Regions from separate parts of the Homo sapiens genome. Here region 2 is linked to region 1. A link is a loop called in an ENCODE intact Hi-C map of the cell type or tissue named here. Cell type or tissue: adrenal gland. All regions are shown on one strand. Links, peaks and the distances in the headings refer to the core of each region. The heading gives the core; the rest is flanking DNA. Region 1 overlaps SYN3 (synapsin III). Region 2 overlaps SYN3 (synapsin III).

Region 1 (5,378 bases), core at 311-5,310:
TAATTTCTTACCCAACAAATAAAAGAAAAAAGAAACCATTGGGAAGGGTGGGCAATAACAGCAAAGATAGCAATAGATCATTGCGGAAATGGAAGAGCAGATTTTCTGAGAAAAAGGCTACCAGCAGAGTAAGAGGACAGGAGAGCCAGGGCTCCAGAGGCCACCCAGGGAGGACCGCAGTGACCTGGGGAGGAACAGCTTCTATTCGCTGCTCCCCCAACAGCCCTCCTCCCCATTCTATCCAGGCTCCAGAGACCTTGTAGGATAAACTGAGGGCAGGGAGGTACACCAACTCCACCTGTCTTTTTTATTTTTTGGGTCATGTTAAAGGTTTTGATTTTGAAAATCAAACCTGGGATTCTGGTACATTCTATAGAAATAGTAAAAAAAAAAAAAAAAAAAAAAACAAAAGTCCCTCCATCCTCCTTTTTAAAAACAATTTCAAATAGCAGCCTTACAGTGACTCTGGCATCCTGGTAAGTAAAGAGCCAAGATTTTATACAGAAGTGAATAAAAATAGAAACTCCTCCACCGTGTGTTCTGTGTTCCTGAACCCTAAGGTGAGGTGAGCTTCAGACTCCACTATGCCCAGTACAAGTTATCCTGCTTGGACTAAGGTAGGGCAATGACATATGCTAACTGAACAGTTACTGTGTGTTGAGCTCCAGGGACATTAGGAAGAGTAAGAGACAGGCCTTGTTCTTGCAGAAGAGACGATTATAATACAGATACAGTGTGGTATGTGCGCCTGCATGATGCGCCAGCATGATGAAGTGTGTTTTAAGTTACACAAGGGAGGTCGATATTAACACTGCAGGGTGGGGTGTGTCAGGGAAGAATTCTCAGAAGAGGGGACACCTGAGCAGGATTTCAAACATGAATGGAAACTTGCCAGGTGTACAAGATAGGGAAGGGTATTCCAGGTAACAGGGAACAGAATGTACTAAGGCGGAAAGGTGTGTTTGAGAACTACAAGTGGCTTACTCTTCCTGCAGAATAAACAGGACAGGGCCAGTCACGGTGGCTCACGCCTATAATCCCAGCACTCCGGGAGGCCGAGGCAGGCAGATCACTTGAGGTCAGGAGTTCGAGATCAACCTGGCCAACAAGATGAAACCGTCTCTACTAAAAATACAAAAATTAGCTGGGCGTGGTGGCCTGTGCCTGCAATCCCAGACCCCCAGGAGGCTGGGGCATGAAAATCACTTAAACCTCGGAGGTGGAGGTTGCAGTGAGCTGAGATTGCGCCATTCCACTCCAGCCTAGGCAACACAATGAGACTCTGTCTCTAAAAAACAAAAACAAAACAAAACAAAAACAAACAATAAAAGCACAGGAAGCAGAGCTGGAGGCAGAACTAGAGGGAGGGCAGGGCAGGCATGCTTATGACTTTGAGGGCAACGATTCCCCCACCACAGGATTATATTAATAAAACGAGATGCATGGGGAGGGGGCAGGCAGGAGCAAAGTGAAACTGGTCAGATTTGTGTTTCAGAAAGATGACCCTTGGGTAGTCCCATGGAAGGTAACCAGAAGGTGAACTCAAGATGGGAGGTTTCAGACCAGTGAAGCTGCTGGAAAATTCTAGGCAAGATAAGCAGTGGAGTGGCAGTGGGGCTGAAGAGAACTGAGTTTGATATCAATTAATTATAATTCTCCTTTCCCTTGTGGTTCTCAAATCTACAGATGAGGCTGGGCACGGTGGCTCACACCTGTAATCTCAGCACTTTGGGAAGCCGAAGTGGGAGGATCGCTTCAGCCCAGGAGTTCAAGACAAGCCTAGGCAACACAGTGAAACCCCACCTCATTTAAAAACAAACAAACTGCTGATTGTCCCCCACCATCCCAGAGGAGAGCATCACCTTTAGTTCAGACCTATCCGGAGCCAGGCCTTACATCCTTGCCTAGCCAGGCTGGTCTCCTCAGGCACCCCCAACAGGAGAGAGTATCTTTAAATGCCTGGCCATGAGTTCTCCCAGCAAAGACGGCTTTGAGACCCTCTATTTCTCCTGAAGATGAAAGGTCTCTCTCCAGGTCACTGGCCAGGTTTTGGATCGTCCTCAAGGGACCCAGGCTGACTCAGAGTCTACAAGCTGGACACATCAGGCAGGGAAGAGTGGTATCCTGCAATTACCCCACCTGTCCACAACAAAACCTGATTCTACTGGAAGGCCCTGGACCAGGAATGGGAAGACAGAGAAACGTCTGTCTTCCTGAGAAGGGCTGAGAAGGGTAGAAAAGGGGGCAGCATCATCGTCCCCGTTGGGGTTGGGGTGGGTTCACTGTCTGTCCAGACTGCAGCTCCTCTCCCCTTCATTATCATCTGAAAGGGGAAAGAAGGGGGCCCTGTGAGCTGGCTTCTTCCCTTTAACCACTTCCTCCCCTGGGAGACAGCTCACACAGTGCAGGAGGGGCTGGGGAGGGGGCTGGCCCAGAGGCACCAGACTCTGCAGAACCACCCAGGCATTGTGGGGCTGCCCTGCCACCTGCTGGCCGCTCCTGGTGGCAGGGGACAGGCATTTTTCCGGGATTCTTCAGGACAGGACCGAGACTCTAAGGCAGTCAGCATCAATTTGGAGAAAGCCGGGAAAGTGTTGCGATTCAGAGAGGTTAGGAAGTTCGTGAAGAATCTAGGATGGAGTTCTGTGGGAGAAGCTGTATGTTGGTGGTAGGAAGTCTCTGTCACAAACATCTAATAATTGCAGGGCCAACTGCCAGATGAGTTAATGAGTCTTAGTTTCTTACTTCTCCCCTTTTTCACCCACTGAGGGGCAAGAACACCATAAACAAAGACTGTTGAGTCCCAATTAAAGTGTGGCCATAGGACGAATGATTGAAATATATTGGGAAAAACTCCTCTGGCCAAAGCTGTGTCCCTACCCTTGCACACAGCCTAAAATTCACACACTGGTCCTTCCTGTGGAATAGAGAGACTGAACATCAAATTCAAAATTTAAATGTTATGTCTGAGGCCACTCATTGCATTTCAACCTCATTCACTGTTCCCCTACCCTACTGTATACCACATGGACACTGGAGGGACAGATATTAATAAGACCCAACTTTATCACCCAGGACCTACAGGGAAGAGTGACCAACGGACCAATGGGTTAAATAAATAGCACAATGGGATAAATCCTAATCCAGACTGCCCTGTATATTTGGCATGAAGAAATTAAACAGGCATGCCTACAAGGGGCTACTGTTAAGATGATTAATGTTACACAGGAAGGATCACAATAGTCAGCAATAATAATATACACTTATGCAGTACTTACTGTCTACCAGGCACATCCCATGCACTGTTATACTAACTCAGATCTTAACCCTACTTACATACATTAACTCTATGACATAGGTACTATCATTATTCCCATTTAGGTGCAGTAATTTACAAAGGTCATTAGTCACTTCAGGGTAGAGATGGAATTTCAACCCAGATAGCCTAGCTCTGATGTCTGTATTCTTAACATTGCACCATACTGCCATTTATTAAGTTCAACCTCCATGCAAAGACGTAACTTCCCTGACAAACAGCTGAGCCAGGGATAACACAGCTAGCAGAGAACACTCAAAATCAAGGTCAAATGTTGGGATGAAGAGAGAGAGAAAACTTCAAGGGCCATGCAGGCATTTTGACTACCAGGCAGATGGGCATTGTTCAGGGCAGAGGGCCTAAAAGAAACACCCCGGCAGACATCAACCACTAAGCTCAGAGCCTAATAGTGATGCTTTACATAAACACATAAGCAGAGACAAACAAAGTTTCATGATAAATACCCTTAAGCAAGCAGCAACACCTAAGATGATTCACACTGGATCGGAAGACAGGTGATTCACATGACCAATCTGGTTAAGAAGAGGCAATTTCTGAGCAGGAAGCAGTAAAGTCAGACTGATGGTCTGAATCTGCTGAACATACTTTAATGTTGACTTTACATAGAGTATGCATTAAAAACTATAAATAGCACCAGGTGCGGTGGCTCACACCTGTAATCTCAGCATTTTGGGAGGCCGAGGTGGGCAGATCATGAGGTCAGGAGATCGAGACCCTCCTGGCTAACATGGTGAAACCCTGTCTACAGTAAAAATACAAAAAAATTACCCGGGCGTGGTGGCGCCTGCCTGTAGTCCCAGCTACTTGGGAGGCTGAGGCAAAAGAATCACTTGAACCTGGGAGGTGGAGGTTGCAGTAAGCTGAGATCGTGCCACTGCACTACAGCCTGGGCAAGAGAGCAAGACTCCATCTCAAAAAAACAAAACAAAACAAAAAAAACTATAAATAGCAAAGCATAGATTTAATCATTCCCAAACTAAGTTAATGTCTCAAGGAGTGAATGAGTGTATATACATGCACATTGGACTAACAGAGCATCTGGCACATTTAATGAATGGGATGCATTCATTTATTCAGTTAATACATAGTTACTTGGTGCCTACTGATACGGTTTGACTGTGTACTCACCCAAATCTTATCTTAAACTGTAGTTCCCATAATCTCTATGTGTTGTGGGAGGGATTCAGTGGGAAGTAATTGAACCATGGGGGCAGTTACCCCCATGCTGCTGCTCTTGTGGTAGCGAGTTCTCACAAGAGCTGATGGTTTTATAATGTGCTTCCCCCTTCACTTGGCACTCATTCATTCTCTCTCCTGCCACCCTGTGAAGAGGTGGCTTCTGCCATGATTGTAAGTTTCCTGAGGCCTCCCCAGCCATGTGGAACTGTGAGTCAATTAAACCCGTTTTCCTTTATAAATTACCCAGTCTCAGGTAGTTCTTTATAGCAGTGTGAGAATGGACTAATATAGTAAATTGGTACCCCAGAGAGTGGGATGCTTCTGTAAAGATACCCAAAAATGTGTAAGTGACTTTGGAACTGGATGACAGGCAGAAGTTGGAACAGTTTGGAGGGCTCAGAAGAAGACAGGAAAATATGGGAAAGTTTGGAACTTCCTAGAGGCTTGGAGGGCTCAGAAGACAAGAAGACGTGGGAAAGTTTGAAACTTCCCAGAGACTTGTTGAATGGTTTTGACCAAAATTCTGATGGTGATATGGATAATGAAGTCCAGGTTGAGGTGGTCTCAGATGGAGATGAAAAACTTTTTGGGAACTGGAGTAAAGGTCACTCTTGCTATGCAAAGAGACTGGCAGCATTTTGCCCCGGCCCTAGAGATCTGTGGAACTTTGAACTTGAGAGAGATGATTTAGGGTATCTGGCAGAAGAAATTTCTAAGCAGCAAAGCATTCAAGAGGAAGCAGAGCATAAAAGTTTGAAAAATTTGCAGCCTGACAATGTGATAGAAAAGAAAAATCCATTTGCTGGGGAGAAATTCAAGCCCACTGCAGAAATTTGCATAAGTAACAAGGAGCCGAATGTTT
Region 2 (5,378 bases), core at 85-5,084, 170 kb before region 1:
AGAAAGCCACAGGGAAGCAGTCCAAAGGAGAATTTTTTTATAGTCAAAAAAAATGGCTTGACATGGAACAGGCTGACCTAGGTCAGAGATGGTTGCACACTGGGCAGTTTAACCTTGGGATGGGACTGTAGAAGAAATTCAAAGGAGCTTACACTGAGTGACCCTGAAGGTCCCACCCAACCTAAAGTCTGTGGCCTGTGAAATGTGCCCATGCCACTGTGCCGTAGTTTAACATGTCCTTCTGGAAGGCAGGTAGGACCCAGAGATGAGAAGTAGGGGCTCCCAATTCAGGCTGCCTGGACTGGCATGCTATGTCCACCACTTCCGCATTAGATGATCTGGGGAGAGTCACTTCTTCTTTACAGGCCTCGATTTCTAAAAGATGGGCTAATGACAACACTTACTTTATAGGGCCCTAGTGAGGCTCAAATGGGAAAATCCACGGAAAGCATTTAGCACTGATCATGCATGGAAAGTGCCTGATAGCTGATGGCACCTATTGTAACTAATAATAGTATTAGAATTAGTATTGTAATCATTGACAATAGGATTTTTATAATTAGGGAAAGTGGGGAACTACCCACATGACCATCCTCCTGCTTTCTGTGTCAGTGTTTGACCAAATGTGTTCATCCCTGGTACTCTCATTGCTTATCCTCCGAGAGCACTGGCATATAATGGAAAATGTATTCCAATTTGTTCTGTTATTCCAGCCAGGAACATCTAGGAACAGGGGTTGGAGGTGTGCTTCAGGGACTACCTGAGCCCAGCTTTTTTTTTTTTGAGATGGAGTCTCATTCTTCTTGCCCAGGCTGGAGTGCAGTGGCACGATCTCGGCTCACTGCAGCCTCCGCCTCCAAGGTTCAAGCCATTCTCCTGCCTCAGCCTCCCAAGTAGTTGGGATTACAGGTGCCCTCCACCACATCTGGCTAATTTATTTTTTTTTTTGTATTTTTAGTAGAAACGGGGTTCCACCGTGTTGGCCAGGCTGGTCTCAAACTCCTGACCTCAGGTGATCAGCCTGCCTTGGCCTCCCAAAGTGCTGGGATTACAGGCATGAGCCACTGCACCCGGCCAAGCCCACCTTTTGATAGGAGCCTCCCATGGGCAGGCAGAGTAAGAAGTGTCACATGCAGCCACTGGTCACTTAGGCAAAACCCTGCCAGCTTTCAGATGTGCAGTGGAGGTGGCAGGGGGAGGTGGCTGGTGCTGTGTATGTTTTGCAGATACTCTGTGGTGTGGCAATTGCTCTAGAGGACTCTAGTGTCCAGAAGCAGGCATGTGCAGTTTATCATTACAGCCCTCCTTCAAAGAGGACAGCTGGCCCTGTGCTTTGCAGGGAGAGGTGCACTCCGGGTGGCCCATAAACCCAGAAAATATGATTCCTATCTGGTACAGGGTACCATCCTGGCACCTGGAGAGGGGTCTGCATGAGACCCAGAAATGACTGGATCCACAACAGACCTAGTTTGTGGAACAGTCCTAAAGAATCCTCCATTCAAGCTTATATCTGTCACCCAGGGAACTGGACATTCCCTTCAGTCAGAATGAACTAGTGGCCTCCCCTTCTCTTCAGCCAGGGTCTTTGCAGTCCTCAGCCATGTGACCTCCGACCTGTCAGTCTTGGTCTGATTGCTGTACCCTTGTTTGTGCTGTTTCCATTGCCTGGACCATCCTTCTTTTCTTTCCATGATCAAAACCCTATACATTCTTCTGAGTCAGTTCATGCAGCGGAATTGGCATTGGAATGTTGCAGCTAATTGCACATACTGGGTGACAGAGTGCACAGTAGAGAAAGGTAGGGTGATACACTCTTCTTAGGAAGCAATCAATAAGGGCCAAGATGGAAAAGATGTCTTATTTCACCCACTGAGCACCTACTATGTTCCAGACACTGTGAGATGTTGCGGTTAGATACAATTGTGAGCAAAGCAAGATGTAATTCCGGCAGAATTTAGTGAGTGTATGGGGGCAGGGAAGAAAGAGGATGAGACATGATTCAAATGAATCTACGAACATATAGTTACATACACACTAGGGCCCCTGAGAATACAAAACAGGGGTTCTGTTCTAGTCTTATGCTTGCAGGAGGTGGTTGGGGATGGCTTTATGTGAGGAAGTGTTTTTTGATTTTAAATGTGAAGTATGAGTGGCAGTTGATGGGTAATGGGGAGCAGAAGAGGGTCTCATGCAGATAGAATGGTATGTGCAAAGGCCCCAAGGCTTTGCAACTGAGAGATTTAGACCAGGGCTGCCGATCAGATGTCTAAAAAAGTATACTTGTTCGCCCCTTGCCATACTCTTTGGTCCAAAGGGCTGAGCTCCCTGTCTTCAAACCAGGGGGCTTCAGGTCAGTTACTGGACTTCTCTCTTCCTGCCCTTTGTCTGCAAGCCAAGGTACCCTCAATCTGGCATTGAGAGCCCTGGGGCCCACCCAGCTTGTAAGTGGAGATTTGAATCCAGACTTCACCATTGGATGAGATTCTTAGACATTACAAGAGTTATGGAGAGTTAACTCCACCTCAAAGTTCTCACCATCTGTAACTTATACAAGCCCTTCTCTCATAATTCAGTCTTGGGAATTTTCCCTATCTCCGCATTTCCAATGCATTTGACTTGGTGGGGTGTTTCAGATTTGTTAAATATTTAGTAGTAGAAAGAAGATGAGCTTTGCTGCTGGGCATATTTGGATTCCTAGCTGTGTGACTTCTGACAAGTTTCTTAACTATCCTGAGACTTGTTTTCTTCCTATACTCAGTGGAAATAAAGCTACACATTTTGGGGAATGGTTTTAAGAGTAAGATGTACTGTTTGTAAAGTGTGTCTGTCTTGTTCACTTTTCTGTTTCTGCCACCTGACACAATGCCTGGCACATAGTAAGTGCTCAGTGAATATTTACTGAATGAATAAGAGGTTTAGGCACCATGATTGCACAGACACGATGTTCATAGAGTAGTTGGTCTTCTCCTTCTTTATCAATGACTCCATCTCCCTGTCACACTTCAAGGCCAGGGCAGGTGGTTCAGAAATACCAGAGGTTGGCTTTATAGTTCTGCCATTACCCACTTTGACCAAAGAGGGCAGCAGTTAGCATTCTTTACTTATTTATTTTATTTAAAATGAAGGTTTCCTTAAAAGGATTTGGATCTTCTCTTTAATCATTCCTCCGCACCTTCAGTGCTATTGATTCCTGATAATGGTCTTAGGGCTTGAAGACCTATGTATGGGCTCGTTTTTCTCGTACCTGTTCCTACCTGAGTGCCCACTATGTGAGTGATGTGGTTGTGAGCTGGAAGGGAGGTGCTGAGTGAGTAGGGGACACCCGCTGCAGCAGGTGGGCCTTCCAAACTATGGCCCTGGGTGTCCACAACCTTACAGAATGAAGCTTGTGGAACTTAAAGGTGAGGAAAGCCTACACTATTTTAAAAGCCACATGAAGGGTAAGTTATAGATGTACCAGGGTCTCCTTGGCATCTGTGCTGTATAAAATCCATAGACAGAGCAGCCATTGGCTCTTGTTCAAACCACAAGAAAGTCTCCTGCCCACTCCTGGTGCATTCTGGGAACAGATTTGCTGTCTGCAAAGGCTGCATCTGCGGGTCTGGCGTGCAAAGGAGGGTGGTTCTTTGGCTAATGGTGGACTTGCTCCTAGGCCTATCCCAGAGTCCCTCAGCTCTCCTAGCAAACAAAATCCCAATTAGGAGAAAAATAAAATGCTATAGATGGCTCCTGAGATGTTGCCAGCTGTTTGGGCTTCAAAAATGCCCCGACCTGAAAGCTGGAAGTTCTGAGAACCGTTTGAGGGCATGGTATTTTTCTGGGCACTGCTTCAAAGGGGCTGTGGTTGAAGACCATGCTGCTATTCTGGTGGCCACTTGTGTGGGATAAAGTTTCCCATGGGCCCCCGTGGAGAGGCTGGAGCACTCTCAGGGGATAGGGGGTGGTCTCAGCCCCCCTCACCGAGTGCACTTGCATGGCAGTAAGCAAGTCGGCGCCTCTGACCCCTGAGTGGGCTTGAGCTTTTGAGAGGTCAGCATGCCCCCTTAAACTTGATGTCTCCTCAGAGCACAGCACAGATGCCCAGCCAAAACACCCAGGGCGAAACCACTCCAAGAGGTGAAAGGGCTTGAGGGGAGACAGGGTACGGCGGGAGACAGAGATGCATGAAATACTAACGTTGAAGATTAGAAATGGGATGTGCACTGGAATGAGATCATTTGTGGTTCTGATGCAAAGACCCAGGCTTGTTTCTAGGGGTTTCTTGGGGCTTCGGGGGCCTCCTGTCAATGGACTGTTTGGACACCCATTTGGATACATGCAATCCTAAAGTCTATGGGCAGTGACAGAGTGATAAGTCTTTATCACTAGCCTCAGGGAGTAGAAGCCCACCTAAGAAATGGCACTGTCCCATGTTGGAGCAAGACCCAACCTACCAAGCTGGGAGTTACCGCCCACTGCAAGGCACCCCTGTACTTTGTTGGACTCTCTGTTTTCTGTCTCTCCAATGGGCTGGACTCTCCAGCCTCCGGGCCTCTGCCCAACCATGACCAGAAGGTCCTCTCCTTTCTCTTTCTCTTAACTGTCTCTAGTGATTCTCTGATCCCAGCTCAGGCAGGATGTCTCCCTCCGGCGCCTCCAGGCTGGCTGGGTGTGTCTGCTGCATGCTCCTGTGGCTCCCTGGACTATAACTCCCTGTCTTCTTGTCTCACAAGAGTAAAATAAGCTTCTTAAAGGTAGGAACCTTGTCTGCCTGCTTATTACTGAATCCCCAAGACATGGCACAGGATCTGAGATGCATAGTTCCTCAAATACTTCTGAATAAATATCAGATGAGTGAATCAATGAATTTCAAGTGGACTTGAGGAGAAGGAGGGGGGGTGGCAAAATAAAACAAACAATAAACACTATGGCAGAGAGGGACACAGGACCTGGAGATGGGGCCTGGATAAACAGCCTGCCATGCTCTTCATATTTCCTGAGTGCTACCACAAGGAAGAGGGGCAGCTGGAGGCCAGAGGGCCTGCAGAGGAGTCAGCAGGTCTAGCAAGGAGTGCCTTGGGTGGAGACTCCCTGGGGCTAATTTTGGTGTCACCACTGACTTCCTTGAGGGTGCTGAGCCTTGGGATCTTCATGTGTTGGTAGCTTTTGGGTGCTGTCCTTCCACAGACACATCAACAAGTTCATGGGGGTCTCCTGTAATAGGGTCCTGTGACTTGCCTCTTTTTGGAGGTCAGTCTTCAATATTTTGGAACAATGTCGGTATTCGGCCTCTCCAGATCACATTTTTACTTGTCCCTTCCTTTTCTGAGTAACTCTATGGAACAAGGACTCCTGACCCAGCACTCCAGGAAGCCAAACACAAAACCATCCCCGTCTTC

What was found. A loop is a pair of places that touch in the nucleus more often than their neighbours do. Peaks named below come from ENCODE experiments on the same cell type or tissue, not always from the same donor. Only the 100,000 strongest peaks of a DNase experiment are listed, where the experiment ranks them.
Region 2: it touches region 1 in a loop (3-fold over the local background); 17 of 110 quality-filtered maps call a loop at or near these places.

Annotation. Positions count from the first base shown.
Region 1 is chr22:32,998,394-33,003,771 of GRCh38, forward strand. All of the region lies in intron 2 of SYN3 (synapsin III), which reads right to left. Among named protein-coding and RNA genes, the nearest start is that of SYN3, 57 kb to the right of the region's middle. In adrenal gland, for the core only: a CTCF peak has its summit at 2,482 (motif pointing left); a DNase peak (open chromatin) is centred at 2,478.
Region 2 is chr22:32,833,387-32,838,764 of GRCh38, forward strand. The region is part of intron 6 of SYN3 (synapsin III); the gene reads right to left. The region is part of intron 1 of TIMP3 (TIMP metallopeptidase inhibitor 3); the gene reads left to right. Among named protein-coding and RNA genes, the nearest start is that of TIMP3, 34 kb to the left of the region's middle. In adrenal gland, for the core only: a CTCF peak has its summit at 3,068; no DNase peak of the experiment used is centred there; H3K27ac peaks cover 4,159 bases.